Linked DNA regions of Homo sapiens: regions 1, 3, 4, 5, 6 and 7 are each linked to region 2. A link is a loop called in an ENCODE intact Hi-C map of the cell type or tissue named here. Cell type or tissue: HCT116. All regions are shown on one strand. Region 1 has its middle 62 kb from the start of GTF3A. Region 2 overlaps PLUT (PDX1 associated lncRNA, upregulator of transcription). Region 3 overlaps LOC124903138 (a long non-coding RNA gene). Region 4 holds the start of LOC105370126 (a long non-coding RNA gene). Region 5 has its middle 83 kb from the start of MTIF3. Region 6 has its middle 31 kb from the start of MTIF3. Region 7 has its middle 140 kb from the start of USP12-AS1.

Region 1 (4,000 bases), 460 kb before region 2:
TCTCTATCATAAAACACTGGAAACATAATGTTCATTCTTGTCCTAATGAGATTTTCATCTTGGGAAAACATTCTTTTCTGCAGGGGAAGATACTGTTTTGAAATTGCATTTCAGTTACTTACTTACACATCTGGTACTCCCTCCTATTGTATGGAAGTGCCAGTTTCTCTCATAAAAAATACCTCATGTTCTAGAATGATACCTGCACAGGTAAGATGCTCAACTCATGTCTTTCCTCCTCTTCCTGCAGACACACAGCAGGGTGTCCCATTCAAACCTAACCTTGTTCTTGCCTCAGGGGTCCTCCTTGGAATGCTCACTCTGCACCCAAGCTGGCTTTTCAGAGTCATTCAGAGCCACTCTAAGGGATCCCTTTTCACTGGGCCCTCTCAACTATAAAATCATCACCAGACATTTCATCTCCCTTGTAACAGCTACACTCATCAGTGTAGCTGATTTCTCGTCTCCTTATTTCTCATCTGCCTCTCCCAGCTACCATGCATGCATCATTAACATTCCATGTTTGTTCTCTGCTTTCTTGGCAACAAATAGTGCCTGCACCTCGGAGGCACTCAGTACTTATTTGTTGAATGAATCAACTAATTCCATCTTTAAGAACTGGGTTCCGGCCAGGCGCAGTGGCTCACTCCTATAACCCCAGCACTTTGGGAAGCTGAGGCGGGTGGATCACCGGAGGTCAGGAGTTCGAGACCAGACTGGGCAACAGAGTGAAACCCCATCTGTACTAAAAATACGAAAATTATCTGGACTTGGTGACGGGCACCTGTAGTCCCAGCTACTTGGGAGACTGAGGCAGGAGAATCGCTTGAACCCAGGAGACGGAAGTTGCAGTGAGCCGAAATCATGCTACTGCACTCCAGCCTGGGCGACTGAGACCGTGTCAAAAAAAAAAAAAAAAAAAAAAGAAGAAGAAGAACTGGGTTCCTCTGCCAGCACAGCTGCCCATCCCATCGTGTGCTGGACCAGGGACCAGGGAATGAGAGGAATGACAAAGATGCCTGTGTCCCCCTTTAAGCCGTTATTTTGCAGGAAGCAGTGAGATGGTTGAACATATAGATTGGCATGTTTTCGAGGTGCTCACTGACTTTATTATTTGGCTCACTGAGCAGCTGTCCAATGAGGCTGGGTTTAGATTGTTTTGGGAAGAGATTCATATCCTTCTCCAATTACCTTTTCCAAGTTAGTCAGCCATTGCTGGTCGGTTCCCTCCACTATGAAGTTGTGTGTGTGTTTGTGTGCTCGCACCCTGCCCCCATAACCCAGGTGCGGGCTGAGGAGAGGAAGCATGTTTTATTTATTATTTTTATTTATTTATTTCTGAAATTCAGTTTTTTTTTTTTTGAGAGGGAGTCTCGCTCTATCACCCAGGCTGGAGTGCAGTGGTGCGAACTCGGCTCACTGCAACCTCCGCCTCTGGGTTCAAGTGATTCTCCTGCCTGAGCTTCTGGGACTACAGGCACCCGCCACCACGCCCAACTAATTTTTGTATTTCTAGTAGAGACAGGGTTTCACCGTGTTGGCCAGGCTGGTCTTGAACTCCCGACCTCAAGTGATCCGCCCTCCTCGGCCTCTCAAAGTGCTGGGATTACAGGTGTGAGCCATCTCGTCCGGCCTCTGTCGTGTGTGTGTGTGTGTGTGTGTGTGTGTGTGTGTGTGTGTGTGTGTGTGTGTGTGTAGAGAAGGGGTCTTGCTATGTTACCCAGGCTGGAGTGCAGTGGCCCGATCATAGCTTCCTGCAACCTCGATCAACCTCGATCTCCTGGGCTCAAGCGACCCTAGAGGAAGGGCGTTTCAGTATGGGCACTTCTTAGGAAATCTTCGCTGCTTTGGAGACTAAAAGAGCCCAAAGGCAGGTAGGTGAGCCGCGGATACAAGCCTCCCTGTCTCCCTGTTGTTGCATACAGGTCTCACAGGAAACTAAGTGAGGAGTAGGGAGGGCAGTGGGTTAGGAACAGCGATGGCCAGCAGATGGCGCCAGGCCCCAAGGCATGACCCGCTGGCCGCAGGCGCGCCTAGGAGTGGCCGCGAAGCTAGTCCCCAAACAAAGCTGGAGCCAATGCGCTCTCTGGGGTCCTTCACATCCTGCTACTCAACGACCTGAAGGTAATCAGCTACTTCCTGGCTCTGGGGCTTCACCTTTTAATGAGCCTGGTTAGCCGGTTTTGTTTTCTTTTGGGGGACGTGCGTGTGGTTTGTGACCCCTTTTTCCGTTGGCTCTCAGAGTCCAGAGCTCCCCGGGGTCCGCCCTGACCCGTGGCTCCGCCTCGCCTCGCTCCCGCGCCCAGAGCGGCGCTCACAGGTCGGTCGCTGCCTGCACAGAGGTCTGTCCTGGACCTCTTAGGTTGGACTGTCCCCTCTCTCCCTGTCGCCGCTGCTGTTTGGGGACTTGGACGCCCCTCTGCAGAGGCGGGGGGCCTTGCCTCCGGCCCCATCTGACATCTTCCTTGAAGAATCGCTGCCTCACCTAGATGTCCTTTGGGTGGCGCAGTTCGTTGGCCTTCTAGGAAGGCTGGTTGCCAAGAGCAGGGCTTTTGCTCAGGGCCCCGGTGGCTGACGATTGTGTCCTGCGTGGGATAATCGAAAGTGTGCACAAGTCACTCACTGATCAGACGTCCCAGGGAGACCGAGGGGTGGGTGCAGCTTGATGGAACCTCTTCTCCAGGCCAGCAGAGGGAGGGAAGGCAGGCCTGCCCCACCACGCCTGTCCCCAAGAACCCCGTCTTAAGCCAGCTCATAAATCTCCCATCACTCCTTCCGTGTGTCCTGGCTTCCCTCCTCAGCTCGGAGCAGTGGACATTTCCACCTGCAAGGTGAACTGTGCCCTACTGTGCCAACCGACAGGGATCAGGGGAAGGTGGACAGAGGGGCTGCACCTCTGTCCTTTACCCCCGCCATCCCCCACCAACCCCAGGTCAGATCTCCATTCCCACAATAAACTGTACCTAGCGGGGTGCAGGTGTGGTTTAAGGACATTCTCCTGGCCAGAGCCAGTGGCCTGCAGTGTGGTCTTCCCTAGATGTCCTCGCTGCAGGCATGAGGCCATGCCAGGTGGCCAGGCTAGGCTCTCAGGGGTGGTCCTGCTGTCTATGATGTGTGGGGAGCAGGCCTGGAGGAACTAAAGAGATGCAGGGACAAACATTTCCCAAAGGCCTGATGACATTTACTGGATTCAGCTGCCTTCATAAGCCTGCGTTTCTAGCTTTCAGTGTTTCTGGGGTTAACTTTAAAACAAAATCAAACCAAAAAAGGTTGTTATTATATACTGTGATTGTCCACAACTCTTAAACACAGGCCAGTGACAGTTTAATGCACTCCCACATCTGCTCAGGATCATAGAATTCTCTACATTTAAGAGTCGGGGGGCCGGGCATGGTGCCTCACGCCTGTAATCTCAGCACTTTGGGAGGCCGAGGCGAGTGGATCACCTGAGTTCAGGAGTTGGAGACCAGCCTGGCCAACATGGTGAAACCCTATCTCTTCTAAAAATACAAAAATTAGCTGGGCGTGGTGGCATGCGCCTGTAATCCCAGCTACTCTGGAGGCTGAGGCAGGAGAATAGCTTGAACCCAGGAGGCAGAGGTTGCAGTGAGCTGAGATTGCGTCATTGTACTCCAGCCCGGACTACAAGAGTGAAACTCAGTCTCAAAAAAAAAAAAAAAAAAAAAAAAAAAAGAAGGGTGAGGCAGTGGGGCAGAATTCCTAGGCCTCCTGGTAGAGCAGGGTGGCTTTGAGCCTGTAGGAAAGTTCGCTTTTCTGACTCAGTCTACTTTAAAGTGGCCTCTGAGGGACAGAGACCCTGATAGGATCTGGTTGTCTTGCAGAAAGGGGCAGTGAAGTCACTGACTTATTTTGTGGATGAATGCTGTTGCTGGATGTCCTAGCAGATATATTCCTCATTCTCCACTCAGCTTTCTTCAGCTCTCTCCTCCTGCCCATGTTAGCCCTACCCACTTCCATTCACAAATCCACCTTATGGATG
Region 2 (4,000 bases):
AGATGCCCTTTATTTCCCTGGACTCCAGTGAAAGATGCAGAATAGAACCAGAGAAGCCAGCCATGGGTTGGCTTGAAAAGGCTGAGCTGGGAGAGCAGAGGCGGCTCGACTGACAAAACCCAAATGTGGACACGCATGGGTCACTGGCTAGGGGTGTTGATTGTGGAGAGCCATCCAGTCACGAAATCCATCTCGACAGTGTGTGCTGATCAATCATGACCTTGTAGCGGCAACATTTATCAGCCTGGAAGCCATGAACTTTGGTTTGCTCATTTTACTTGAACCTGACGCTACCCTTGGGGACCAATGCCACACATTCACTGTAGGATTGATGCAGAGGACACCCCAAAAGGGAAATAGGAGACTGAGTTTCCTTTGTTAAAGGGGATTATAGCCACTACGCCTGTTTAACTCTTTCCTCCCCTGGCCCTGGAACCCATCCAGCTGGGGTGGGTGTGGGTATGGGGGCTGCAGTTGGCCCTAAGCTAAACCTAACACTTTGATAACTTACATACTCAGCAAAGTAATGGCAGTTCCAGCTAGAACAGCCTGGAACGTCTCTCCATGCTGGGATTGGAGGGAAAAGTTCATTTTGGCTAATTTCAACTTTTCCACCATTAAATCTGCACCTGCAATGTCAGGGGTCACCAAATAATAAAAAGTGGCATCTTTGAAACTGCTCAGTCACGTGAAAAGGGCTGTAATTGAGTAGATTCATTCTCTGAAGCCCCATCAGAGACACACAGCTCAGGGCTGGGGGAGGGGGAGAGGTTCAGGACAGGGAGGCAGGGCCAGGAGCAAGCCAGGCTCTGGGAGGGACCCGGGAGCAATGGCAGCTTCTGATGTGGTCCCTTGCTTTTGAAATCTGAGACTAAAAATAAATAAAGATCCCACACATTCACTCCATACACACCCACATACCCACGCTGGCCTCTAGCCTTTGTGAGCAGTTTGACCTGATAAATGCGCTTGGCTGGCATCAAATAGTTCTGCTTTGACCGATCCCATTTAAATATGTGAATTAGTCATGAAGCAGGACACAGCTTGGTGAGCTTGCTAAATTGTTGGACTCTATTGAAGGAGAAGGGAGAAAAAAAGAGAAAGCCATTCAGCGTTCTCAATTAGATGGAGAGGTAAGGGCATCCCAGCCTCAGGCCACCTCTCCTCACTCACTCCCCAAGCCTGGTCTCAAGTGCAGCAGTAAAAGCCTCCCTAGGCCATGAGGCAAAGGTCACCTGGTACCATTTGGGATTATTGTTGCCAGCCTCATGGAATACAGCACCTGTGGCCTTCCATGGCACAGATTGTCTGGGCTGTCTTAGGAGGCCAGTGAGTTTCCAGGGAGGCAAGGGCCCGCTGGCACTGGGATCAATGGACATCCTATGCCTGGGCTGGCGGGGACTCCAGGTTGATGCCACCATGGGAAAGGCTAACCTGGAGCTTCTGTAGGAATAGTTCTTAACCCCAATGCCCACCACACCCTGCCCAGGAGAGAAAGGAGGAGGAAGGAAGAGAGATTGGTGAGCTCCTGGGTAACTCACTCCTCTCTAAGTACAGTCCCCTTTGCCTAGAGAATGAGACTCACAGGAAGAGTGAAGGAGGGCACCAGCAGCAGGGTCACGATGGAAGTGGCCCTCAGTGCCAGCCCAGTCTTAGCAGGAAGGAAAAACCAATCCCCAGTGTCGTGAGTTCCTTAGAAATGCCCCTGCTATGCACACATACCCAGGTCCCACCTTCACCCGCCCCGATTCCATGCTGCAAAAGAAACGTGCCTCTGAGCTTCAGCTGCTTTGTGGGATTGGGGTTGGGTGGCAGCTGGCTCCAGACGGGAAAACTGTTAAACGCCTGCTGTTTGAAAGTTCCCCTTCTTAGCTCAAGGCATTCTGCACACCCTTCTACCATGAATAGTTGCTCAAATCAGGTACTTCCTACTGCAGGTTTTGATGGAGCCAGCCCCAGCCATTCACTTTGTTAGGAAAGGATGACTAAAGAGCAGAGCCGTTAGGGGGAGCGCGTCCACTTGCTTGGTTTGCAGCATGAGATCAATGAGCCAGGAGCTCAGGATAAAATAAAGTGTCAATGTCTTTGTCTCCTTGAGGGGAAGCTTTAGGACAGAGTGCCAGGCAGGGGTGAGTGGGCCGAGGAAAGCCCAGCTCTGGGCTCCACGGACGGCACGAGGAGGTTCCCTCTCTGCAGGCGTTGGCAGTTACACCCTGGGTGTGCAGGCTCCCAGCGTCTCCTCGGAGAACTCAGGAAACTCACCAAGGCGTTCGCTGAATAGGAGTCCGGCTTTGAAACTGTGAAGTCGCAGCGCCCCCTGCCTGTGCGTGGCCGCCATAGCTAGGAAGCCTTCCCAAGTCGGGAGGACCCTCCCCAAGGAGCTCCGGAGGCTCCCCCAAAGCCGGGAGAACCTCGCACAGGCATCCAAGAGCAGCTCTGCTCCCATGGGGACCTGGAACTTATTTGGAACTCAGCAGTCCCTGCTCTTTCTTCCCTTCCTGCTCCCCCACCTACCTAAAATCCCAGGAGCTAGCAAAGGACAAAGGCTCTCCCCAGAGCTTCTGCCACACAGGGGTGCTGATGGGTGGGCTGCAGGTGGGCCTGAGCCCCTGCCCCCCTTAGCTCCGGCTGATTCTGTTTGTCGCCGACCTCAGCTGACTGGATGCTGTCATGGTGGCATGGCGATTATTATAGGCATCTCGGTTATATTACATTACGGTCTTCTCACTTTATTGAGATCATCTCAATTACTGCTCAAAGATTAGTGCAAGCTGCCATGACTCATATGCATCCGGTGTTTACTCTTACTTCATGGCCCTAGTAGTGCTGTATTGATGCCAAAGCGTGAGAGACTGTCACTTGATTACGATTTCCAAAGGCTACTGTAATGAATCTGGCCCAATTCCTGACTTGGCTTGGACAAGCCTCCTCCCTCCTCCACCCACTATCCCATTCCTAGGTTCCATTTTCACTTTAGTTCTTCTACCAGAGTTAGATGCATGTTTTCCTTAATCTTTACATTTAAAAATAAAATTAAAATGCAAAGTCGTCACATGAAAACACACTTCTCAATTTTCTTTTTTTAAATATCCCAAACATCAAAACAGTACTACTCAATAAACACCCTCATCAAGTGCTATGAATACACCAGTTGGCATCAGATGCGTCTCCCTAGACAGCAACGTTTCTGTGTCCACGGATCAACAGTCCACTTATGACAGAGCTTCCGATTCAGGCAGGCCCTGGCAGGCTAATTTCACCTCCATAATTTTATATGCAAGTTAATGCTACTCCCTGAAACTGCTCTTCCCTGAGTTCTGCCTGTCAGGGATGGAGATGGAGAAGCTATCCATAACACTTCTCTCCTCCTTAGCCCCACAGGCAACATGCCAGCCTGTCCTCCACTCTGCCTTCAAAGCATGCTCTGCGGCTGGCGACTTCCTGCCACTTGGACTGCTACCACCAGGAACCAATTTCCCATCTATCTTCAGCTCCAAGGCTCCTACCCTCACCCTGCCTCCCTCCTGTCACACCAGCCAGAAGGATCCTTGCAAACCCCACCTCAGATCATGTCAATTACTAAAAATAAATTCAGGGGCTCTCCACTGCACTCTGTAATTTGACTCAAAATTATTAGCTTGGCCCTCCAGGGTTCACCTAATCCGCCCTCTGCCTAATTCTCCAACCTTCTTTGGGGTTTCTGCTCTCCCCATTCCTGATGATCCAGCCACATGCCTCTCCTGGAATTTATGCCACCTTCCCATCTCAGAGTCATGGTTCAGCGTTTTTCACTGGTTTATTCTTATTTATCCTGCAGGCTCAGCTTTAATGTTCCTCCTGTGAGCTCACAACCTATATTATTCTTTCTCATTGCAACATGTTCTTTGCATTTACATGCAACCATTTGTGTATCTATTGTGTATGATCCCTCGGGGGCTGATACATTTTGGGACAGGAAGGAAAGCATCCTTTTGTATGAGATGTATCCCCAGTACCAAGC
Region 3 (4,000 bases), 420 kb before region 2:
GCAAATGGCCCCCTGACTTCCTCCTGCTGTTGGGCACTGTGCTGAGGTGAGTGCTGCAGGGCTCATGGTCATCAAGTCCCCCCAGTGGGACAAATACTGCATATCTTGTGAGAACCACTGGATTACTAAGATGTTAGCAGCCCCATGGACTTCCCGGAGCCTGTCCCTCGTCAGGAAATGTGCCATCTAACGCATGCACATCAGTTCACAGTGATGCACAGTAAAACCGAAAGCCAAGGGTCTGATTAACTGGCATCACTGAAGGCTCTGGTTTTATTCCCATCCTGGGTGACCTGGGAGCATCCTTCAGATTGTGCATCTAGGGTATGATGGGTTTATTTGTTCATCACCGTCTTCCTCGGGTGTAGAGCAGGGTCTGGCATGGAGCAGGCGTTCCGTATTTGCTGAGCGAACACACAGATCGTATGACCTGCTCTACACCTGTTGCTTGCTGCCTTCACGTCACTTACGGTCTCACTGGGGAGATGTGAGTGTTACACGTGAGACCATGAGACAGCAGGAAAAGACTAGCAGAGCCAGGAGCTAAAACATGGGCAAGGCCAGCAGGTCCCGGCAGGAAGTCTGCGGGCTCTGAGGCCCTCGTGGGCACAGGGCTGAGGTTGGGCAGGCGCCTCCGCGTCTGCTGGGCAAAGATCAGGTTGGCGCCGGGGTGGGAGGCTGGACAGGTGTGGAGGAGCAGGAAACACATTCCAGGTTTCCCTAAGGAAATGGGAAAAACCAGTTGTTTTAAAAATTGAACTGAATTCTTTCTTTTTTTCTTTTTTTTTTTTTTTTTGAGATGGAGTCTTGCTCTGTCACCAAGGCTGGAGTGCTGTGGTGTGATCTCGGCTCACTGCAACCTCCACCCGCTGGAAAAATTGAACTGAATTCTGTCTTAACCAACTTCCAGGGCATGGCCAAAGTCATCTGTAGCAGAGTATCCCCATGGACTGGGTTTGGGACTGTAACTTAGTGCCTGGAAACATTGGTACCAAGCTGAGGCTCTTATGGTTCCATTGTTCGTGGTCTTGAGACTTGGCCTTCATAAACACAGCTCAGCAAAGGCGTCGTTATTGGGCAGGCCACTGCAAACTTGCCCAAATCTGTGGAAGCACCTGGTGAATCCCGAGCACTCTCTAAGCAGAGTGAGAAGAACCCTGAAGCCACATTTTTGAAGTGTCTCTTATGAGCGTTGAAGATGGGGGCATCTGCTGAGCTTATGCAGGAGGCTGTTTGCTTATTTGAGGGCTGAAGTTTGTATGAAGACTGGCGGTGCGTGTGTATCACCAGTCGTAGCCGAAGCAACTTGGGGAGGCTTTTCACGGTTGTTCAAGCTGTTTATAACAGCTGTGTATCCACAGGTGACACTAGTGCTTGGAGCAGCAGAGGAGCCATGCTTGGGCAGCAGCTGCTTTGTAATCCATGCACTGAAATTCTGTCCCCTGTGCTGGGTGGGGATGCTCTCTGTGGTGTCATTGAACTCAGTGTGTGTTGTTGCTGTTTGCAATGTGCTCAATGGCTCAGATGCAATGATGGATGCTTCCAGGAGAGGCAACATGAGTCCTTGAATCATACAAATTCATATTCCACAGCCTCATGAAGTCATCTCTGCTGAATCAGGTTTCTCCCTGACATGGAGGGTGTGGCCACACAGCATCTGACAGCATGGAGAGAGCAATCAGACTAATTTCTTATTATGTTCTAACAATATAAAAAATCCAAACTGCATAATTGAGGCAAATAATAAATCTTTCTGGACCATGATTACCCAATTTGACTGTTTACTTTAATCAAATCACAAAATAATGATCGAATTTGGATTTAATTATGTGCCTATAAAGATAACCAAGAAGCAAATGTAAGTAACTGTCAGTCAAAGTCTTCTCAGACAATAGCTCGCATTACAACACGCCAATTACATTTTTATCAGGTAGTTAAGTTAATTACCTGTGGTAAATGTGTTAGTGGGACAAGTGTAGATTGCTGTAAACATTTGCTGACCACTTTAAAATGCTGCTGGACCATATGGGAGGATTCAAGGGTACAATAGCATGCAGATGTATTTACACCTGCTAATGCCATATAAAATCCAATAAAGTGTTCATGGTGAAACCTGTGTGTCTTTTTTTCCACCACAAGATGGCTCTGTGGTGGTTTCTTCTCAGAAACCACATGGGTGGCAGGACAAATTCATGGTTGTGAAGTAGCACACACACTCTGGGCAATGGTGTTGTGGAAACTGGACATTTGGTTTGAACCAGTGACTTCAGCCTCCCTTCCTTGCTGAGAGAAACCTCTCCTTCCCACCCTCTCCCCCAAGCACCCGGTGCCTTTGGCTTCCCTCTGTCGGAGGCTAAAACAGCATCTGGGCTGGCCATGGTGGTTCACACCTGTAATCTCAGCACTTTGGGAGGTGGGCGGATCACCTGAGGTCAGGAGTTCAAGATCAGCCTGGCCAATGTGGCGAAATCCCGTCTCTACTAAAAATACAGAAATTAGCCAGGCGTGGTGGCACGTGTCTGTAATCCCAGCTACTCAAGAGACTGAGGCAGGAGAATCACTTGAATCCAGGAGGCGGAGGTTGCAGTGAGCCGCGATCACACCCCTGCACTCCAGCCGGGTGACAGAGTGAGACCCTGTCTCTCAAACAAAATAAAACAAAACCAACGACAAAAAAAACCCACCAGCATCTGGATCCTTCTGTGTTGGCAGGGACTTTGCCTATTTCGTTCATCACTGTCTTCCCAGTGCTTACAGCAGTGCCTGAAACTGCGCTTAGAAATTTGGGGTGTGCCAGTGGAGGCTGCAGTACCCATGGGAGTCAGTGTCAATTCCAGGTTGTATCCACCTCCATTTCAGGGTGCACTGCCTGAAATTCATTCCCTGCATGGAAGGGTGGTCAAGCTTTATATAATTTTAATATACAACTTCTTTCATTTGTCTATTTATATTAAGATAATTCCTTTCCAAAGTCCCCAACCCTGTGTAGTTCAAAACTTACTTTCAGTTGGGAATAAGTCAGCCTTATTCACATTTCTTCACCTACCATTCCCAGGCAGTACTGATTGCTGTCAGTTCTTTTTCTCAGGAAGTCTGTGGACTTATCTCAGCCTCTTCAAAATATTTTCTTTTTCTGCCAACCTAAAGCTTTCCACAACAGTTTTACTGCACTTGACTGTTTGCAGTGCCTAGTATGTGTTAACTTATTCAATTCTCCCCATGGCTTCTTGCCTCTGCTCAATCAGTTACCATTCAATTTTTGCTTTCCAGCATCCAAAAATGTTGTTGCTACAGTCTCTTGTCTCTGGTTCATTTGTCCTTCTGGGGTAATATGCTTTTTTGAAAAAGGACCTCACCATTACTTATTTGAGGGTTCAGAGGAAGCACAAGTAAATGCTTATATTCAATCCAACATCTTTTATAAGGAGCCCAAAGTGAGCCCTTTGCATGTAGTGTCATTGACTCATCACAATAATCCTGCACTGTTATTATCCTCATTTCCCAGATGAGGAAACTGAGGTACTGAAAAGTTGAATAACTTGCCAAGACCCCACCGTCAGGAAGTGGGACAGAACTAGAATCCAATTCCAGGCAGTCTGACTCCAGCATTTATCATTTTTTCTCTAGAAGAGGGGAGGTGCTAGAAATAGAAAACTGACTGAAGGTCTGTTTAAGAAGTAGTTAGACCCCTAAGCACACTGCACACACATGCATGCATGCATACATACACACAGAGACACACACTCTGTACGGATTTTCTTCTATTTACCATGTTAGTGAGGGGGGATCTTCTGCCCTAAACAGTGTAAGGTGGCTGAACACATGACACCCAGCACTGGGCTGATGAGATGACAACAGTTCATCAGTCACACATACTCAAACAGCCAGGGGAGGAGGACGCCACACACTGTGCAGGGCCACACAGCGGCGGCACTGGATGAACCAGTAGGGGCTGTGAGAGGAGGCTTTGTAGTAACAGGAGGATGAGGTGCTCCCTGGT
Region 4 (4,000 bases), 450 kb before region 2:
GCTTTGCAAACCACACTCAAGCTCTCCTAGACACCGAGCAGCTGCTCCTCTGACGTCCCCACCGGAGCCCTTGTTTGCATTGTATGTTGTCAGCAAACAGACCGCCTTGAACAAGCCACTTGGGAGCGCTCCTCACCCGGGACCGGAGCAGCAGGCACATGGAAAACTCTTCCAGCTTTTCCTTAACAGACGGCTACCTTGCTTCATCATTTCAAAAAATGACAGCAAGAAATAAAGCACTCATACAAACACGTAAAAAGAGGTCATGGAGAGTGGAAAGAACAGTAATATACCCACCAAGGAGCAGCCTCTTAGCCCTTGCTCTCCCAGAACATGTCTTTCTCGGTAGGAAGAAGTTTAGCAGAGGATTATGGAGATGGTCTCAGCAACAAGACTGCCTGGATTTCCATCCTAGTTCCTGCCCCAGGTGGCTTAACCTCTCTGCAGTTCCGTTTCTTCACCTGTAAAATAGGGATAAGAATTCTGTTGGAAGAATTAAATAAGCTAAGAAGTATGGAGTACTTGGAACAAGGTCTGGTACACGATAGACTCTCTCTAAATAGTAGAATTTATTTGTCTTTCTGCTGTCTAAAAGCACTGAGTGATGAGGTTGTTGGCATTGGTGGTGGTGTGTTATTTCCAGAGTAAGGTCCTTCCAGGCAGGACATCAGCAGGGTGAAATGCTTGTCAGTACCTCTACTTCACAGATGTAGCAGAGACTTTGGCTGGAACAGGAAGACAGTTTCTGACGGAGAGAGGCTGAGGAGCGCTAACAGCTGGCTGCCCCAGGCCTCTGGCTCTGCGCTCACTTCTGTTGTATTTATCCCAGTTGAATTTACCCCATCCTTCCCCATCACATCCCAGGGACCATTTCCAGACCAGCAAGACAGTATGTGTCTGTATATCCCACCGTTCCTATATTTGTGCAGCTCAGAGGGTTTCCTCATACATTCTCTTGTTCCATCTTGCAGGTACCAGGTGGATACTTGAGTGCTAAGCTGGTTGTCCTTGGGCCCTTCATGCCAGGCTCCCAGAGGCCCTGCACTCTGAACATCAGGCAATGCCTCTCTATGATACATAGCTTTAATCAGCAGCAAAATAAAATGGGGCTCATTGAATAAGGCTTACAAAGATGATGAGCTCCTGCCTGGGTTTGCACTGCCTGCTGTGCGGACGAGCCGCATCTGTGGACTCCTCCTTAGTCAGACCAAGCTGCCATCTTTACCTTGGCTCCAAAGGTGACCTATGAGCTGCCACACCTACTCTAGGAATGCCCAGCAAAGTCCTGACTTGGCAACAGGGACCAGGGATAGAGACTTTGACACATCTCCGGTGACTCTTCTGGAAAGGAGTGGAAGATCTGCCGGTGAGCAATAGAAGCGTCACACCCCGGTTCCCAAACCCAGCCCTAGACATTCTGGTGCCAAGAGGTGTCACTTCCTGGCAAAGGTGAAGGGAGGGTCAGTTTCTCCCTGCTGTTCCTGATTCCATCAGCTCTTGACCCACAGAGCAAACATGTGCCCAGCCTCTGCAGCGACAACCAGGTGTTCTCCTGGACTCACCCTGGCCCAGATCCGCTCGGTGGAGTTGGCATCTGCTGTGAGCCTCCCATTTGATTTGACGGTTTCCATTTAGTAGGTATTTGTAGATGCAGCCAGTCCTTTGAAGAATTATTATGCTCATAAAGTGCAGAGAAAATGGTATAGCCCTGCCTACTTCTCAGTTTTCTGAGGCTCAGGAATCAGCACGTTGTTTTCCTGATTTCGCTCTAGGCTTTCTTCACTCCCGTAATGAGCAGTAGGGGTCACTGTGTAGCCACAGAACGCCTCCACGAGGCTCCAGAAATCTAACTCCACCTACCTCTGGGCTGGACCAGAACACTTGGATGAAACGGCCACGTCACCACATCTTCACAAAGTCAGGGGACACATTTAGCAGGATCTTTTCTGATTGAAATGATCAATGGCTATTTCTATGTTGCTGAAGTGAAAATGAATATAGTGGTTTGGGTTGGAATCACTATGTTGATATAATACATATATAGTGATATAAATGACTATATTGATATAAATGATATTGCCACCAACTCGTTATGCTCCTGAATTTCCTCAATTAGTTTGAAAATTGGTCCATTTTCCCCAAATAAGCTTAGAATACAGTTTTGTTTTGTTTTAGACAGAGTCTTGCTCTGTTGCACAAGCTGGAGTGCAGTGGTGCAATCTTGGCTCACTGCAACCTCTGCCTCCCGGGTTCAAGCGATTCTCCTGCCTCAGCCTCCCAAGTAGCTGGGATTATAGGCATATGCCACCACATCCGGCTAATTTTTATTTTTCGGAGAGATGGAGTTTCACCATGTTGGCCAGCCTGGATACGAACAGAATATACAGTTTTAATTGCATGTGTGTATATGTTTAGATACTGATAAGCAAACATTGTGTTAAAAACCAAGTATCGCATTATTCTGTTTTTTAAGACCTAGATTTATGGAAGATAAACATTAGAAAACAATATTCAGCAGTCTTGTTTCTAGTTTTAACATTGACCTAATGTGAAACAGAAGAAAATTTGGGATCAATAATAACACCACTTTGGTACCAACCACAGAACAAAAAAAGTTGAAAAAAAAAAAACAACCCACACCCTCAAAAGATAACAATGTAGTATGTACGAAAAAAGTGAGTAGAAATAAAATAAAATCAGATACTATGTGGGAAAGGGCTTTGTTGTCCATACATTGCCATAGTTGGCCCAGGCAAGGATAGTGGCAATTGAAACACTTTCTAAGATGCACAGCCCTGCAAGTCAGCTTTTGGCTGATTTCCTGGGTATTTAACTTGGAATTGGACAACGGCCCTGGCTGCTCCTCACAACCCCTACCACCTCTGTCCACCAGGGGGCTTCACTCTTTTCCGCTTGGATTCTCTTTACATCCTCCACCGGTCCCCAACTCCACTCACCCATCCCCCAGTAGATTCCCTCCACTCTCCCCATTTCCCTTCTTGTTTCCCACCTGGTCTACGATCTAGCCATTAAGGCTTCGGGGAGAAACATAGGAAAATCAGCACAGCCCACCAACTCCACTGCCTTGAAACTGCTTCTGCGTCTGTCGGCCCGCCTGCTTTCCACAGTACGGCAAATCCTGGGCGTTCAACAAATATTGTGGACCACCACTACACTAGAACCACCAAAGAAATATGATCAAGGCTGCACAAAGTAGTGCACTGAGGATCCACTGCTAATGAATTTGGAAAAATTAAAAGTCACAGGCCGGGCGCGGTGGCTCAAGGCTGGGCGCAGTGGCTCACGCCTATAGTCCCAGCACTTTGGGAGGCTGAAGCGGGTGGATCATGAGGTCAGGAGTTCGAGACCAGCCTGGGTAATTTGGTGAAACCCTGTCTCTACTAAAAATACAAAAATTAGCTGAGCGTGGTGGCACGTGCCTGTAGTCCCAGCTGCTTGGGAGGCTGAGGCAGGAGAATTGCTTGAACCCGGGAGATCGCAGTGAGCTGAGATGGAGCCACTGCGCTCCAGCCTGGTTGACAGAGCATGACTCTGTCTCAAAAAACAAAACAAACAAACAAAAAAACCACACACATTTAAACCGTTTTCTAGTGTCCAGTTCTGTAGTATTAGGTAGATTCCCACTGTTGTGCGACCATCACTACTAACCATTTCCAGGTCTCTGTTCACCCTGTGGAATGGAAACTCTGTAGCCATGGAACAACTCCCCATTCTGCAGTCCCTGGCAACCACCATTCTACTTTCTGTCCCTATGAATGTAACTACTCTAAGTCTTAAATGAGCCAAACTCATTAGCAGTCAATCCTCAATGCACTGCTTCATGCAGCTTTGATCATATTTCTTTGGTGGCCCCAGTGTAGTGGCGGTCCACAATATTTGTTGAATGCCCGGGATTTGCCACGCTGTGCCCGGCAGTCAGGTTGACAGATGCAGAAGCAGTTTCAATGCAGTGGAGTTGGTGGGCTATGCTGATTTTGCT
Region 5 (4,000 bases), 290 kb before region 2:
GCCCCCTATTCTCTTCCATTGGTCTATATGTCTATCTTCATGTCAGTACCACAGCTTTGATGACTAGCTATGTAGCAAGTTTGAAATCAGGAAGAATGAGACCCTCAGCTTTGTTCTGGGCCCCTTTAAATTCCATATGAATTTTAGGATGGATATTTCTATTTCTGCAGAAAACATGGTTGGGATTGTGATATTGTACTGAGTCTGTCTTGGGTAGTATTAATCTTAACAATACGAAGTCTTTCAATCTATGAACAGAAAATGTCTTTCCGTTTATTTATGTCTTTTTTAAGTTCCTTCAGCAATATCCTGTAGTTTTCAGTGTACATGTCTTTCATCTCTTTGTTCAAGTTTATTCCTAAATATTTTATTCTTTATAATGCTATTGTAAATGAAATTATTTTAACTTCCTTTTGGGATTGTTCATTGTTAGTGTTTAGAAATGCAACTAGTTTTTGTGTGCTGATTTTGTATCCTGTAACTTTGCTGAATTCAACATAATTTTAATTGCTTTTTAGGTTTTATTCTTATAAATTGAAATGGGGACCCCAGCCAGAGAACACTCTGGACCACACAATCTTTTGTCCTCAACCTCCATATCCCAGTCTCCCCATAGTCCAAAGATTCCCTTACCCTGCACTGCCAGAGGGTTAAAGGGTCAGTTCTAGGCAGCTCCTTTGTCAGGATTGCTGGCCTCCAAAGCCCCACCTCGCTAATTCTGTTTCTTCATTGTCAAATAAGGAGGTCCATCTCTGTCCTCTCAGGTCTTCTGCAGCACTGGATACCATGTGTTAGCTCACGTACCTGAGTTCAGTTTTCATGAGAGTTCATGATGACTGAGGTATGGTTAATCATTTGTTAAATAGTTAGATTTTTATTCCAGAGAAACACCTACTCTACAGAGCGCATATGAAACAGGTTTGCATTGCATGAATTATTTTCCCATTTGAAACCCAGAATCTCACTCAAATGGCTTTCCAACCCATATTGTACTGAAGTATCCTGTTCGTTCCATTAACTATTCACAGAGTCAACTGGGGAACCGTTGTTATTAATTTCAATGGAAGGCTAAAATGCAGTTCATTTTCTGTAATTGCAGGCCCACGGTCTAAAGAGCCAGCAAAAGCTTTTAATCTGAGGCTTTTTTAGAGGAGTATGATCATTATTACATTGAACATCTTTTGAAGGTGCGTAATTATCAAAACCTCAATAACATTGACATTCAAAGAGCCCTATACCATAGAAGCGAAACTCACATGCAGGGAGCAGGACAAATTGCGGTCTGAGTTACCCAGGGATAGAGAAATGGCCACGGGGAAGGTCGACAATGTTTGCACATCTTGCTTTGCTATTTTATTCCAACTGTGAGGCTCTTCATGCCACATGGGAAGGGGACAGACGCACTCCCTTCATATATGTAAGTTGTTTGTGGCCTCAGATATCCAACCCTTCCTGCTGCAGCTTCCCTGACCTCCTGCACCGGGAGCCACCGGCTGCAAACAGGCTGCAAACACCGGGGAGCTGCAAGCGAGGGCGGCCAGTCCATCGAGCCAGCAGAGGGCGCTGAAACGCGGCCCAGTGAACTAGGGACGTCCAGGGCCAGCGCTGACCACTGGTGGTGCCCGAGCTCCCAGGGCTCTGATGCCCGGCTGCTCCAGTCCGCAGAGAAAACTAACCGGACACTCCACTGCTACTTTCTTCCCGATGCTCATGAGTCTCACCTTTGGTGAGGGCTGTCACCCTTTAGCCACAGTTCTGTGAGAGAACCACCTCCTTTTCCCCCATAGGAGGAAGGACAGCGGCAGAGGAGGCCAGGGGAGTGGCTCACGCAGTGACAAGTGACTGCAAGGCCACCCCCACCACACTTCCCACAGGTGGCACCACATGTGCACTTCTGCTCAAAACTGAAGCGGGGTGACAGCACACTGCTTGGCATGGGGACAGAGACAAAGGAGGCAGGCACCGGGGACAGGGTGTCAGCATGTATGTGCATATATATATATGTGTATGTGTGTGTGTATATATATACACACACACACACATATATACACACCCTGTATATATATATATATACACACACCCTGTATATATATATATATATATACACACCCTGTATATATATATACACACACACACATATATATACACACACACATACATATACATACACACACAGACATACATACATATACACATACATACATACATATGTATGTGTATATATATTTTTAGTTAAAATCCAGATCGATGATGCTGGCACCATCACGTACTCCAAATGTCAAAGCCACACGTTATGAGGTTGGTGAGATAGGCCACCCACCCTCACATACTCATTCATCTTCAGCATGTTGCCACTTACTATATTTTGTGTGCACCCGGATAAGTGGATTTAAGGATTTCATTATTCAGTGTTAACTAAATTAATTTGGAAAAAATGTATATGTAGCTTTAAAAATATGGTTGCAAAGAATCTGTAGGTTGGCAACATTAGTAACGGGAGCACAAGTGAACTCAAAGGAAACAGCAGAGCTCTCGCATCTCTTACTCCTAGGAAGGCCCCTTTATCAGCCAGTCCGCAGGAGAAGCAATGATGAGCTCAGCAGATCTGACAGTCTTAGGCCAACCAGAATTTTTTTTAGAAAAGCAAACAAATCTGTCATTTCAAGCAAAAGATGCTGCCACAATAAGTGAGAATGTAATTGTTCCTTTTTTGCCCCCTGGGAGTGGTGGTGAAATAAAAGAAAGAAAATGGGAAATCCTATCTATAAGACCAAGTAAAAATAATCATGCATCGGGCATAGCTCTTACCATGAAGTGGCAGCAGACACATCAGAACCGTGGCAGATCACAGACTCTTTCCAAGTGGCAGGGATTGTCCAGGGAGCGGCTGAGTCAGCAGCAGGGCCTGTCCCACCTGGGCACTATTTCCTTCTTTCCTTTACTGCCACCTCATGTCAGATGGTGACAAGAGGATCATGACAAACAAGAGTCAAAGGTCAGATCAGAAGTCAGAGTCAAAGGCAGGGTCAGAGTGCAGATTTCTGACTCCCTGACCAGTGCTCACAAAGGAATCAAGCCCGCATCTAGTGTGGGCCCTGGCGTGGCCTTGGTGTTAAACACAGGAGAGAGCATAGCATGGTGGGCTCTAAACCCAGAAATCAGACTCCCCCGACAACTTCCAGCTCTGAGACCCAACCTCTCTGTGCCTGTCCTCTCTGACTGTAGAACTGGGAAAGTTAATGAAACTTGCTTTGGAAGCTTGTCGTGAGAAATGAATGGATAAACACATGTGAACGATGCTTGGTGCATACTCAACTTTTAACAAATGTTAGCTGTTGTAATCTTATTTTACCACTGAAGCTGAAGAAACTTTTTTCAGGTTGAGATACTGCATTCCTGGAGTCCTTCAGATCTTTTACCAAATTCCAATATCAAGTTCTCAACTTCCACAGTCTCTGAATCCTGAAGTACACTTGAGAATTTCTGCCAAGATATGCACCTTCAGAGCCAAGAGCAGCAATTAAGAGACCAGTGAAGTTCTCCTGTTTAGACACTACAACGGAAAATTTGAAAGCAAATATCTCAGACAACAAGGATGGCTGAAATACAGTACAAACCAAGAATGCTAATCATTTTCAAAGTCAAAAAGTAAATTGGGACACCGATTTAGCACAGCTTGCAACCTTGCAAAATTCCTGCTCCACAGAACTGTAACTGCTGGCCTCTCCAAAGGTCGGGCAGAATGCACTTTATTTACATTTCATCCAAGCTTGCTACTTTACAATGTGGACTTCCCAAAGGGCAGGGCTGTCTTACTTATTTCTGTGTTTGTTGAATGAATGTTGAACATGGCAGTCTACAGCCATACCACCCTGAACGTGCTCAATCTTGTCTGAACGTTGAACGTGGCAGAGTGCTCCTCATGGGGAAAGAAAATGCGAGAAGAGGTGGGACGCAATTATTTCCTTGTTTTCAGGATGGGCAGTGTGATCAGGATACT
Region 6 (4,000 bases), 340 kb before region 2:
GATCGTTTCTGGTAAACCCACGGCTAAAGAAACCACAGAGGGAGGGAAGGAATGTCCTGGTTTCTCCCTTCCTTCCTCTCGTCTTCTACCAGCACCTCCCATGCCAAACCCAGCTGGCAGCAGCTGCCCCTGAATCCCACTGTGATACCAAGCAGGGCAGGGGAAGGAGGAGTAACAGGTCTGAGGGCAGGGAAGCTACAGACTGGACACCACCTATCATTGGGTCAAAGAGCCTGGGAGCTGCCAGCTTGTCCCTTTCCCTCCCACCCTACTCCCCTGCCTGTTAGCAGGATGCACTTGAATCATGCCAGGTAATTTTTTCCTAGTCTATATCATCTTTGTGCCAGATCACAAAGATGAAAATATTACATTAGTTAAAAACGACCTCGTAGTCATTTTCATAAATGAGGGAACTGAAGTTTCAGAATGGCAGTCCCTCTCAGCCCTTGCTTCCAAGTTCCACCAAACTGAGAACAACTTCAGGGGCCAGAGAGGATCAGCTTTATAACTGAAGCTCATATGAAAACTAGTCTGCCCCTGGGCAAGGTAGGGGCTTTCTTCTCCCTTTCCCAAAGTCACCAACTGAAAGTCCTGAATGTCAGCAGGCCGAGAAGCAGGAAGGGGAAATCCTCTAACTCAGGAGGGGCGTCCCCAAGAGCATATAGACCCAAGGAATAGGAGAGGAGGGCTGGGGCTGGAGTTGCTTTTTGGGCACAGTGATCTTACCTCTGCCACTGTGGTCCAATAGACAGAAGGTCTTGCTAATTAGATTACTATCTCTCCCTTGTAGGGGACTGCTATGCTTTGAATGTCCATCCCATCCAAAATTCATGTTGAAATTTAATCCTCAAAGGGGCAGTATTGAGAGGTGGGGCCTTCACGAGATGACTGGATCATGAGAGGGCTCTACCCTCATGAATGGATTAATCTATTCGTGGACTAGTGAATTAATGAGTTATGATAATAGGACTGACTGCTTTACAGGAAGTGGAAGAGAGACCTGAACTAGCATGTGAGCTTGCTCAGCCCCTCACATGTGATGCCCTGCACTGCCTGGGGATTCTGCAGAGAATCCCCACCAGCAGGAAGGCCCTCACCAGATGCAGCCCCTCGACCTTGACCTTCTAAACCTTCATGACTGTAAAAAAGAAATTTTTTTTCTTTATAAATTACCCAGCTTCAGGTATTCTGTTATAAGCAACAGAAAACAGATTAGGACAAGGAGTGAAAAAAGAGGTGAGGCATCCAAAGCTCCCTTTATATTTCCCTGAGTGGTACAAATGTACATAGAAGATCCTATTTTATGAGCCAAGGCAGGAATTAAAGAAATGAAACAGGAGGGAGGCCTCCTCCCACCCACACCTCCACCCTCAACTGTGAAGATAACTTGGGGCATTTGGGGGCTCCCTCAGCATTGAAGTTGTAGTCATGATAGAAAAAAAGGCTACCTGGGGCAAACGGAGTAGGACAAAATAAACCCACCCATACCTGACAACGAGAGATAAACAGATGAGAGATAATCTGTTTATCTCTCATAAACCTCATTTAGCCTCATGTTTACATTTATTTCCAGTTCCTCAGATGGTCCTATTTTTGATAGGTAAATGTAATACAAAGGGATCATACATATGTATAGTTTTAAATTCTGCTTTAAAAAATAACATTATGTTATATATTGTATATTAGTAAGTATTATTCTAAAACATTATATTGGTAGGTTTATAGCAGGTCATCGAATGGCTGCTCAAAATTTAAATGTAGATTGTAAGACTTGCTCTACACAGTGTAAAAATATGGTCATACCTCTGCTATTAAAGCCGCAATTACTTTTGCACCAACTTGTCTTTTTGTTTCCTGTTTTGTTTTGTTTTTGAGACAGAGTCTTGCCCTGTCGCCCTGGCTGGGGTGCAGTGGCACGACCTTGGGTCACTGCAACCACCACCTCCCAGGTTCAAGCAATTCTCCTACCTCAGCCTCCTGAGTGGCTGGGACTACAGGCATGCACCGCCACGCTCGGCTAGTTTTTTGTATTTTTAGTAGAAACGGGGTTTCCCCATGTTGGCCAGGCTGGTCTCGAACTCCTGACCTCAAGGGATCCATCCACCTCAGCCTCCCAAAGTGCTGGGATTACAGGCGTGACTCCACCGTGCCCAGCCTATATTCTTTTGAAATTAATTGCTGAAGCTTCCCAGGCCCTTTGAGCGGAAAGTCCAACTTGTCCCTCTCAAAATTCCCTGCATTTCACCCAAGTTGTCCAAGAATGCTGGATCCTTCCTCAGCCCGGAGAGGACTCTAGGTAACAGGCTAGCAAAATGACAGCCGGGGCTCCAGCCTGCAGTTCCCGGTGGTTGCCACGTGGTGTCAGTGTTGAAGAGTAGTCCTGTACCCTGCAGCCGGCAATGACCATCCATCCTGGGATGTCCCTCCGCGTCTAGCCCCTTGTCGTTTACATTTCCATGCTCAGACATTGCCCTCTAAGACACAGCCACTAGGCAAGGCTTTTACGGGTCGGAGGTACTTCCAAGGTCAGCCATATACTTAATGCTCTGGAATCAATTCCACTACCAATTCTTTGGCCCTTGTGAAATTGGGACATGAAACTTGAATCTCCTTCCTGCAGGATAACTATTTCAACGTCTTGTTCACTTCCCTCTTACTAGATTTGAGTCCCCCTTTTGTACGTTTCTAATTTCAAATCAGACCTTTCTAATTTCAAATTTGAGAAAGTGGTGATTAGACTGCTGGCCCCTTTAGAAAACCCTGAGCTTCTCAGGGAAATCAGCCCACTTCTTCCCCAGCCAACAGCTCTGCAAATCAAGGACTATGTCAGATTTTGCTAAGCCATTCAGGGAAACAAAATGTTTTATGGTTTTTTGTTTTTGTTTTTGTTTTTAAATGGGTGCCTCCTTGTCCTCTGTTTATAAGAGACCACTGACACAATTCTTTATAGATCGAAGATCTGTTTCAGTGTGATTATCTATACCTGTGTTAAAATTTCTTTGTAAATAAAAATCTCATCCTCTATGTACCCCATGACCTGGTAGTTGTTCTATTGCTGGACTTCAAGTTGTTACTATGTTTTAAAAGTCATAATAATAAATAATGCTGACTTTTGGCTTAAAGATGTCAAATTGTCATGTGTTTATTTCCACTCCCTCCTGGTATCTTACTGAAATATATGACAACAACAAAAAAGTAAACAATGGGGGAAATCTCTGGCAGAGAGAGATAGTGGGAAAACATACCATTGATAGAGAAGAAACATGGAGACGTTCTGATGTAATAATAATGGCTATGTGGGTTTACTGTGCACCCAGCCTTGCTCAATGCCTTTACATGCATGCATTATCTCACCAAAGAATATGAGATAGGTGGAAGCTCCAAGCAAATGGAACTGGATTGCTGGGCACATGATACGGTTTGGCTCTGTGTCCCCGCCCAAATCTCATCTAGAATTGTAATCCGGACGTGTAGAGGGAGGGACCTGTAATCCCCATGTGTGGAGGTAGGGAGGTGATTAGATCATAGGGCGGTTTCCCCATGCTGTGCTCCAGATAGTGAGTTCTCACAGGTCTGATGGTTTTATAAGGGGTTCTTCCCCTTTCACTTTCTCTTCTTTCTTCTGCTGCCTTGTGAAGAGTGTGCTTGCTTCCCCTTCCGCCATGATTATAAGTTTCCCAAGGCCTTGCCAGCTTGCAGAACTGTGAGTCAATTAAACCTCTTTCCTTTATAAATTGCCCAGTCTCAGGGAAGTTCTTTATAGCAGTGTGAAAACGGACTAATACAGCACATCAAGCAACACTACTGTTTCTCCTTTTTCACACAGGAAAAGAAGAGGAGGGCTCCTCTGAGACCTCATTGGATGCATTTCCCAGCTTAGCCCAAGTGTGGGCTGCTCATGGGGTGTTGTGAGGGTGCGGGGATGGTTTGAAGGGCAAACGTGTCAGTGCGCTTCCGGGACCCCTCTCCAAGCCAGGCACCCAAACGCAGGACCGGGGAC
Region 7 (4,000 bases), 840 kb before region 2:
AAGCAGAATGCAGCCAACTGAAAATTCCTGGAGCCAGTTTTCTCAGAGATCCACATTAAACCAGAAGCTACGTCACTGGAGTCTGGGAGGATCTCAGGTTCTGAGCAGAGCTTTCTCGCCCCCTCCTGCTGCTAATGAGGGTCAAGGTGCTTCCTGAAAGTGAGGCCCCTCTGGGGAACTTGACTGCCATCAAGGTAGAAAACCCTGGAACTGGAAGGCAGCCACATGCTGGCTGATGCGGAGATTATTGTCATTTAAAAAGTGATGACTGTGAGAAAAAAAATTATAATTGATTTAAAAATAAAGGACTAGAATGAGATCTCTTGATAACTCTCCCCCTCCCCACCTCCCATTCACCCAAACTTGAGCCCAGCCCTCATGCATATGGGATCAGCCCAACTGGCCTTCTAATAGAGTTCAGCTTCCAGGGTGTGCCGGTCACTTTGCCCCGTGCTCCCAGCAAATGGTCAGGCAGTGATGCTTTTTGGTGAGGATGATAACTTTGGGTTTTGGTTTTTTCTTTTTTTAATTTTTGGTGTAATTTATACATAATAAAGTGCATAAACCTTAAGAGAATGTTACTATCTGCACACATCAGTGTGACCAGCAACCGGGTCACAATAAAGGCATTTCCAGTCCCCTAGGGGCCCCGTTATGCTCTCTCCCTGTGCCCAGTCAACCACATCCTGCCACTTGACTGGAAGACGTAGCACCATTCTGACTCCTACCTCCATGGGTTTGTGCTGCCTGGTTTTGAACTTTATACGAATGGAATCACACACCAGTTACTCTTATGCGTCTCGCCTTTCCCACTGCACTTTGTCTGCGACAGTCATCCATAATGGTGTGTGAAGCTATGACTTATTCTCTTCCTTGACGGCTGACGTGTTTTAATGGTGAGGGCTGGTCCTCGTGTGGCCTCAGTCTTCTTGTCCTGTTCCCCCAACTCCTTCTCCATTCAAATCAGCATGTGAACTTGCCCTCACTCTGTGATTTGCTAAAGATGGGAATGTTGGTTCCACTCATCCATGTTGCTCTGGAGAAAATCAGTATGCCCACCCTCCCTACGCACTGACGGTTCCTCCCACTACCCAAAGGCTCTGGTGAGGATCCCGTTTAAAATAAGGCTTGGCCACCCCTCCAGGAATGTGAGACATTGCCACAGGCTCCTGGAAGCCTTTTTGGAAATGCCCTCCCTGAAGGGGTTTCATCAATGGCAAGAAACCAAATTGGCTCTAGAGTCTGATGGAAATATTGTATTCGGGCCTTAGATGGTGTCAAGACTATGCTCTGTTCTGGGCTGGTAACCAGCATGGAGAAATGCCACCATTGGACTTTGGCTAGGAAATGAGTTCAAGAGATAATAAAGTGCAAAAACAAAAAGTGAAAAGATGTATTTTTTTTAAACATTTATTTATTCATTTATCTGTAGAGATAAGTTCTCCCTATATTGCCCAGGCTGGTCACAAACTCCTGGACCCAAGCAATCCTCCCACCTCGGCCTCCCAAAGTGCTGGGATTACAGGCATGAACCATATGCCCAGCCATATATATTTTTTTTTTTGAGATAGAGTCTGGCTCTGTCACCCAGGCTGGAATCCAGTGACTCAATCTCAGCTCACTGCAGCCTCCACTCCCAGGCTGAAGCCATCCTCCAGTAGCTGGGAGTACAGGTGTATGCCACTACACCCAGCTAATTTTTTTTTGTATTTTTCATAGTGATGGGTTTTGCCACATTGCCCAGGCTGGTCTTGAATTCCTGAGCTCAAGTGACCCACCCACCTCAGCCTCCCAAAATGCTGGAATTACAGGCGTGAGCCACTGCACCCAACTGAAAAGATGTTTCACAGGCTGAAAAGGAAGGACAGTGGTAAGTAAGGAGAAGAGAGGAGAGGGTGAGTCTTCCTAGTTGTCAGAAGCTAAGGAAGGGAATGCTTAGACATAAGAGTAGAGTGGTACGGTCAGGGGAGAATCGCAACTTCTAGTATTAAAAACAATTGTGGGCACTGTGGGTGTGCAAGTTAGAAAACATGTAACGAACATGTAGCTACCAGTCTGGCCAGTAGATGTCAGGCTAAGACAACCTATTCTCTGTGAGCACCACCGCCCAGCTGATGAACAGCCTCTCTGAGCCAAAATTCAATAAGAAACGTGGGACTCAGAGAAGGTGTGGCAGCATTGTCAAATTAGGCAAATCTCTGCTGTTACTCCAACAGTCTAATGAGCAAAAAGTCCTGTAGGAATCACAGCTCTTTTTCTCAACTTTTTTCTTTTTCTCTCTTAACTCCTGGCTATACTTAGATAGATAATAGAACTCAAGAAAGACAGGCTTATTTTCTGATTTCCAGTTATTTATTTCAATATAGATACTTCTTTCTGCTAAGTTAGAAAAATTGCATAGCTTGGGATGTGATGCGTTTGAGACTTTTTAATTTTTAAAAAAATTTTTCTTTTTTTTTTTAAGACAGAGTCTTGCTCTGTCACCCAGGCTGGAGTGCAGTGGTACAGTCTTGGCTCACTGCAACCTCCGCCTCCCGGGTTCAAGCGATTCTCCTGCCCCAGCCTTCCAAGTAGCTGGGATTATAGGCATCCGCCACCATGCACAGCTAATTTTTGTATTTTTAGTAGAGACAGGGTTTCGCTATGTTGGCCGGGCTGGTCTCGAACTCCTGACCTCAGGTGATCCGCCCACCTCGGCCTCCCAAAATGCTGGGATTACAGGCATGAGCCACCATGCCTGGCCACTTTTGAGGCTTTTGGCAATGAGAGATACCCAAACTCACAGAGGCATTGTCTTCACTGTATTATCAGAAAATATTTATTGAGGCTCTATACTCAGGTCTGTGGCTTGGTGTTGGAAAGTACAAAGTGCCCCTGATTCACGGTCTCTGCCTTCTAGCTATGAATTCCCTATTCATCTATAATTTCCTTGAGCACCAAGACCAAACCTTACAGACTCCTGAATGGATGTCTGCATATAGGTCTCCTGCATGGATGACTGTGCTTGGCACATAGAAGAATTTCAACAAATACCTGCTGCTTCTGTTGTCTTCCACATGTACCAGCAAGCTAACATGTAGGGGATACCACTCAAAATCTGACAGTACACAATTAACTGCTAAATGGGCAGTTGAGACACCAAAGCGTTTTAGGTTTTTTTTCTCCATTTTCCCCGGCTCCTTGCACAGCGAGGACCAGGATCATGTGATCTGTATTTCTTTTGCTGTCATCATTGCTAGAGACCACATACTGAGCATGTCCTTGTGCCTGGCCCTGGGAGAAGTGTGGTGTGCATTCTCTCTTAATTTTCACAACTCCAAGAGGCAGGTATTACAATTATTCCCATTTTACAGATTAAAAACCTGAGGCTTAAAGAGGTTCAATTTGCTCACAGTTACAGCACATTGAGTCTGTCTAGTAACTAAGGTGATGGCAGCAGGAATTGTCTAGCAAGGCATAAGACACAGGGGTCAGTGATGGTTGGTGGCCTAAGCCCCTCACCCAGCACCATATATTTTCAATGAAGATCATGGACCTGTCTATGTTTTCAATGAAGAGCCCGTGTGGTTTGAAAGTGCACCAACTGCAAAAAGCAGACTGCATCCTGGAGGGGCAAGTCCCCACGTATAACTTGCCCAAGAGCCTGGATGTGTGGACTCACTCTTGGCATGGCCGTGAAAAGCAGTCATCCACTTCTTAATTGATTGTACACTGGTTCCATCTCAAGGATTCCCAGAGAGGATTAAGAAAAAGGATGTTATTCAACCAAAACGCTGATCAAATTAAATATTCAGATCTCAGATATGTCAGTTAAGATCTCAGCTCAAGGCTGAAATATTTATAAGGAAGATCCTTTCCTCTTTTCCTCTTCAAATCTCACATGTCTGTACTCAGTCCACCTCCCGCTTCCAACCCCTTTTCCTCTCTTCCTTCACACTTTGCCTCTTCAGAGCAAATACACTTAGCAAACCCGTGGATGTCCCTAACAAGTCCAGGGACA

What was found. A loop is a pair of places that touch in the nucleus more often than their neighbours do. Peaks named below come from ENCODE experiments on the same cell type or tissue, not always from the same donor. Only the 100,000 strongest peaks of a DNase experiment are listed, where the experiment ranks them.
Region 1: a loop joins it to region 2, with 10 times the contacts of the local background. A loop is called at or near these places in 103 of 110 quality-filtered maps.
Region 3: it touches region 2 in a loop (8-fold over the local background); 21 of 110 quality-filtered maps call a loop at or near these places.
Region 4: it touches region 2 in a loop (6-fold over the local background); 107 of 110 quality-filtered maps call a loop at or near these places.
Region 5: a loop joins it to region 2, with 8 times the contacts of the local background. A loop is called at or near these places in 99 of 110 quality-filtered maps.
Region 6: a loop joins it to region 2, with 4 times the contacts of the local background. A loop is called at or near these places in 11 of 110 quality-filtered maps.
Region 7: it touches region 2 in a loop (4-fold over the local background); 44 of 110 quality-filtered maps call a loop at or near these places.

Annotation. Positions count from the first base shown.
Region 1 is chr13:27,360,166-27,364,165 of GRCh38, forward strand. No RefSeq gene overlaps it. Among named protein-coding and RNA genes, the nearest start is that of GTF3A, 62 kb to the right of the region's middle. RefSeq lists an enhancer at 2,189-2,690. In HCT116, a CTCF peak has its summit at 1,980 (motif pointing right); a DNase peak (open chromatin) is centred at 1,976; H3K4me3 peaks cover 1,078 bases.
Region 2 is chr13:27,824,455-27,828,454 of GRCh38, forward strand. All of the region lies in intron 3 of PLUT (PDX1 associated lncRNA, upregulator of transcription), which reads right to left. Among named protein-coding and RNA genes, the nearest start is that of GSX1, 34 kb to the left of the region's middle. RefSeq lists an enhancer at 2,410-2,909. In HCT116, a CTCF peak has its summit at 2,326; a DNase peak (open chromatin) is centred at 2,277; H3K4me3 peaks cover 923 bases; H3K27ac peaks cover 292 bases.
Region 3 is chr13:27,404,336-27,408,335 of GRCh38, forward strand. LOC124903138 (a long non-coding RNA gene) reads left to right here. Exons shown (of 2, transcript XR_007063733.1): 1 at 1-46; 2 at 800-2,112. Among named protein-coding and RNA genes, the nearest start is that of GTF3A, 18 kb to the right of the region's middle. RefSeq lists an enhancer at 1-87. In HCT116, a CTCF peak has its summit at 2,125 (motif pointing right); a DNase peak (open chromatin) is centred at 2,146.
Region 4 is chr13:27,373,023-27,377,022 of GRCh38, forward strand. LOC105370126 (a long non-coding RNA gene) reads right to left here and starts at 1,762. Exons shown (of 5, transcript XR_941783.4): 1 at 1,563-1,762; 2 at 298-461. RefSeq lists an enhancer at 677-1,876. In HCT116, CTCF peaks have their summits at 1,799 (motif pointing right) and 2,897 (motif pointing right); DNase peaks (open chromatin) are centred at 1,849 and 2,899.
Region 5 is chr13:27,531,711-27,535,710 of GRCh38, forward strand. No RefSeq gene overlaps it. Among named protein-coding and RNA genes, the nearest start is that of MTIF3, 83 kb to the left of the region's middle. RefSeq lists enhancers at 1,297-1,797, 1,798-2,298, 3,861-4,000. In HCT116, a CTCF peak has its summit at 1,559 (motif pointing right); a DNase peak (open chromatin) is centred at 1,571; H3K4me3 peaks cover 617 bases.
Region 6 is chr13:27,479,603-27,483,602 of GRCh38, forward strand. No RefSeq gene overlaps it. Among named protein-coding and RNA genes, the nearest start is that of MTIF3, 31 kb to the left of the region's middle. RefSeq lists an enhancer at 3,490-3,689. In HCT116, a CTCF peak has its summit at 2,344; a DNase peak (open chromatin) is centred at 2,369.
Region 7 is chr13:26,983,409-26,987,408 of GRCh38, forward strand. No RefSeq gene overlaps it. Among named protein-coding and RNA genes, the nearest start is that of USP12-AS1, 140 kb to the right of the region's middle. In HCT116, a CTCF peak has its summit at 2,059 (motif pointing right); a DNase peak (open chromatin) is centred at 2,083.